Regions from separate parts of the Homo sapiens genome. Here region 2 is linked to region 1. Evidence: read pairs that join two places in POLR2A ChIA-PET (ENCODE). Cell type or tissue: GM12878. All regions are shown on one strand.

Region 1 (2,500 bases):
AAAAACATCCTTATTGCTGATACGAAGAAAATGTGACCAGTCTGGATGCAAGATCAAACCAGCCAACCAGCTACAGCATTCCCTTAAGCCAAAGCCTAATCCAGAGAAAGGCTCTAACTCTCTTCAATTCTACGAAGGCTGAAAGAGGTGATGAAGCTGCAGAAGAAAAAAAGCTGGAAGCTAGGAGAGGTTGGTTCATGAGGTTTAAGAAGCCATCTCTATGACATAAAATTGCAAGGTGAAGTGGCAAGTGCTGATGTAGAAGCTGCAGCAAGTTATGCGGATGATCTAGCTAAGATAACTGATTAAGGTTATCAGTTACCATTAAGGTTATCAGCTACACCAAACAACAGATTTTCAATGTAGATGAACAGCCCTATATTGGAAGAAAATGCCATTTAGGACTTCCATAGGTACAGAGGAGAAGTCAAGGCCTTGCTGCAAACCTTCAAAGGTCAGGATGACTTTCTTGTTAGAGGCTAATGCTGCTGGTGACTTTAAGTTGAATCCAATGCTTATTTACCATTCTGAAAATCCTAGGGCCCTTAAGCATTATCCTAAATCTATTCTGCATGTGCTCTATCAATGGAACAACAAAGCCTAGATGACACCACATCTGTTCACAGTATGGCTTACTGAATATTTTAAGCTCATTGTTGAGACTGACTGCTCAGAAAAAAAAAAAATCTTTTCAAAATATTACTGCTCATTGACAATGTACCTGGTCATCCAAGAGCTCTAATGGAGAGGTACAAAAAGATTAATGTTGTTTTCATGTCTAATCATCCATTCTTCAGCCCATGGATCAAGTGGTAATTTCTACTTTCAAGTCCTATTATTTAAGAAATACCTTTCATTAGGCTATAGCTGCCATAGACAGTGATTCCTCCGATGTATCTGGTCAAAGTCACTTCAAAATTTTCTAAAAGGAGTCACCATTCTAGATGCCTTTACAAATATTTGTGATTCATGGGGGGAGGTCAAAATATCAACATTAACACGAGCTTGGAAGAAGCTGATTCTAAACCTCATAAATGACTTTGAAGGGTTCAAGACTTCAGTAGAGAAAGCAACTGCAGATGTGGTGGAAATGGCAAGAGACCTAGAATCTGAAGTTTAGCCTGAAGATGTGACTACGTTGTGCAATCTTATGATAAAACTTGAATGAATGAGGAGTTGCTTCTTATGGATGAGCAGAGAAAGTAGTTTCTTGAGGTGGTGAAGATGCTGTGAACATTGTTGAAGCGACAACAAAGGACTTAGAATATTACATAAACTGAGGTGATAAAGCAGCAGCAGCAGAGTTTGAAAGGATTGATTCCAATTTTGACAGAAGTTCTACAGTGGGTAAAATGCTAACAAACAGCATCACAAGCTGCAGGGAAATCTTACACGGAAGGAAGAGTCAATCAATGCAGCAAACTTCACTGCTATCTTATTTTAAGAAATTGCCACAGCTACCCCAACCTTCAGCACCACCATTCTGACCAGGCAGCAGTCATCCACGTTGAGGCAAGACCCTCGACCAGCAAAAGGATTACTATTTGCTGAAGATTCAGATGATCATTGGCATTTTTTAGCAATAAAGTATTTTTAATTCAGGTATGTATTTTTTCAGACATAATGCTACTGGACACTTAATAGACTTCAGTATAGTGTAAACATAATTTTTATAAGCACCAAGAAACAAAAAATTTGTGTGACTTACTTTATTGCAATATTTCCTTTATTGTTGTTGTCTGGAACTGAACCTGCAATATCTCTGAGGAATGCCTGCATATAAATGTATTATTTTAAACAACCACAAAGACTCCTATATAATGCTTCATGTGAAAAATTTCTTTTAGAACCAAGTGCTGGCGGGAGTATAAAGCTCTCCCTGAGAAAATGGTAGGTGCTTTCCCTCCTGAAAAGACTTACCACATAATTAGGAAGAGGAAAAAGAATGTATAATCCCATTTGCAATGAATCCTAACACCTGGACACTCATTTGGTAGTTAAGCTAAAAGTTCTTATTTCAAAGAGCTGGATAATTCTGCCTCAGAACCTTTATAACAGACACTACTTGATTCTATCACACACCAGAGGCCAATAATAATAGCAATAGCTACCATTTATCCTACTGAGTCCTCACGGTATGCAAGGCAGGGAGCTGAACACTTTGAAAGTCTCAATTAATCCCCCTATTAATAATAGAACATATCTCATAAGGTTACCATCCCATTTTACATATAAGAAGCTGGATCTTTCAGGAAAGATCCCAGAGCTTTCAAGAAGGAAAATCAAATGACTACAATGGCATCCCTTGCCAATTAGATAGCATTGGGATTGCAATTAGATAGCAATTGGATAGAGCAATTCAACAGGCTGGAGTAACAAAGGTGACTAGGCCTAGCCCCCAAAGTCTGGTCTTCCATGCCTGTCTGCTCACAGCATCCAGGACAGTACCCCATGCCCAATATGAGGGGAAAAGGCAGGGCCTGGGCCACTGAATGGGAAA
Region 2 (2,500 bases), 74 kb before region 1:
CAACATCACTCTCTGTTTGCTGAGCTGCAGTCACACTGGCCTTCTTTGTGTTCCTCCAAGTTGTCACGCTTCCTTCTGCCACAGGGAGCAGTGCTTCCTCTGACAGTGGCTACCCTTTCCTGCTGCTCCCACGCTTTCCGCATGTCCCCAGGAAACTCTTTTTCAACCCTCATATCCCAGTTTGTCACTCGCTTTCTACTGAAAACACCAAGTTCTTTTGTTCTATGTTTTCTTTCATAGAAATCAACTCAGTATTTCATAGCTGATTAATTTCTCTCTCTCTAAATCCCATGAAAACAGTTGATTATCTTAATTTTTGTCCACAGTAAGATCTCAACAAAGATTTTTATAAATAAACAAAAAACTATCTCAGGCTAAATGGTGGACATAATTAGAATTCTAAGCTGGTGGCCAGTTGAGAATTACTGATACTAATAGCAGAGGCCAGCATCTTCTTCAAAATGGGCATAGAAGAGACCAAGAGCGTGAAGCCACGGAGTGCATAAGAAACATTACTTGCTGTTCTTGGGTGGGGTAAAGGTGACAATAGAGGGGGTTGGAAGAAGAGGGAGAACTCCCAGGATGGGCTGAGGATCCTTGCAAAGGCTGCCAATTCAGAAGAAGAGGACAGGGATTTGGTCACTGGCTCTTAGAGATGAAAGTGACCAGCATTTTTTCAGAGACCACAGGCCCATCAATCATCTCTGGCCTGTGCATAGGGTGTCACAGCTCCTTAATGAAGGTAACAGGGGAAACAAAGCTATTTCACACCTTTCACACCCTCACTGGCTTCTAAGGGAGTTGAGTCCTCTTGACTAGGGGTGGTTTATTTCTATTGTACCTAGTGTTAAAACTGGTTTGGGTAGCAAGGTTTGGTAGCAGCTGAAGAAGTCTGAATTGCTTTGCCTAAGGTGGGAGGGGAGCAGACTGAAGGGGAAGAGAAGACTCTGGAAAGCAGAGCCAGATATTATTAATACTAAGAGGGCTCTGAGAGAAAAGTCCCTTGAGGCAGTCCAGCCAGAGCTTAGGGGAACAGAGAGTGCTGTGGTATTTGCTTTTGTATGTGGTGTAAACACTCTTCCACCTATACAGCGGAATCTTTACTATGTCTACAGGCTCACTAGTGCCTTTTTGCTAAGAGAGTCACCCTTAATGGAGGGGAAAGCAGCACTAAGATCTGCGTGAGAGCTGCCTTTAGTGCGACCACAGATGTGGAACAAGCATGTGCAGGAGGAGCTAGGGGATGAGAGGCCAAGTGGCATCCGGATCCCACTGTGATTTAGGACTGGGCAGGACATAGGTCATCTTTCCTATAAAGTGAGGCTGACATAAGGCAGTAAAATAGTCAACCAAAATTAGCAACAGTCCCCCCTTGGCTTTCACTGACAGAAAAATTCTGAGGGCTGGGCCACAGCCTGACATAGAAGTGGCTTTAGGAAACACCTCTGTCCACAGCGCAGATATAAAGAGCTCAGGCTCTGCAGACAGGAGGATCTGGTTTGAATCCCTACTCCCATATTTACTGGCTCTGTGACACTGGGCAAGTTACTGGGCATACCTACTCCTCTGTCTTCGCATCTGAAGAAAGGAGGTAACATGCATCCATGCCTCTCTGAGAGGGTTGTAGAAGGATTAAGTAAGCTCACACATGTAAGCTGCTTAGTCTAGTAACTGGCATATAATAAGTGTTCAGTTATTGTTAACTATCTTTATTGTTGTTCCCATCCAAAAGTTCTTTGTTGCTCAGGTATTGGTCTATAGAAATTATGTTGAACATGGCAGGAGGAGAGAGTAACATCCTTATGGAGGATACTTAACTGGGTCATCCTCTTCTAAATGGTCAAAGGGCCTGTTAGATTGATGTTAGAGTGATCAACCTCCTGGGGATGGCTACCCTGCTTCACCAGGAGTCCCACATCTGATGCCCAAGTATCCACAGGCCACTCATCCACATTCTTCTGCTCCACCTGCTGTAACAGCCAACTAACCTGCTGCAGCGCCTTCATCTTTCCTACACTGGTGGAAGGGCGAGGATTAAAGTGTATCACCGTTGTTTTGATCTGGCTACTATGGTCCTGCCTGCCTTCCTTTGGATAAGGACAGACAGCTTGGAATATAAATGCCCTAGCCAACATAAGGGCTCTAGGCATGATTGCAGGGTGAACCCATTAATCACTAGCAAGGCTGAAGTCATAGCCCTCAGTGGAAGCAACCTGAACATATGGCCCATGATGAGATGAGTGGGTACCGTGGTAAGGAAGTGAGGGTGCTCCTCAGGGCACAGGGTATCTCGGTTGGCTAGGGAATCTGGCCCTGCTTCCCCCAGCAAGTTCTCCATGGAGACCAGCACAAGAGCACTGAACCAACTGTGTGGGCAACAGGAGACAACAACCACAGTAAGAGCAGCTTCCCTGCAATAGCACCTACTGCGTGCCAGGAAATAAGTAAGCCAGGTGCTTCATATATGCAGCATTACTTCACATGTTTACAACCACTCCAA

What was found. ChIA-PET counts read pairs that join two places held together with the same protein. Peaks named below come from ENCODE experiments on the same cell type or tissue, not always from the same donor. Only the 100,000 strongest peaks of a DNase experiment are listed, where the experiment ranks them.
Region 2: POLR2A ChIA-PET joins it to region 1 with 5 read pairs; 3 of 35 experiments call an interaction of 5 or more read pairs at or near these places.

The regions. Positions count from the first base shown.
Region 1 is chr14:25,027,834-25,030,333 of GRCh38, forward strand. The region is part of intron 1 of STXBP6 (syntaxin binding protein 6); the gene reads right to left. Among named protein-coding and RNA genes, the nearest start is that of STXBP6, 21 kb to the right of the region's middle. In GM12878, no CTCF peak of the experiment used is centred here; no DNase peak of the experiment used is centred here.
Region 2 is chr14:24,953,396-24,955,895 of GRCh38, forward strand. All of the region lies in intron 2 of STXBP6 (syntaxin binding protein 6), which reads right to left. Among named protein-coding and RNA genes, the nearest start is that of STXBP6, 96 kb to the right of the region's middle. RefSeq lists an enhancer at 801-870. In GM12878, a CTCF peak has its summit at 67; a DNase peak (open chromatin) is centred at 1,016.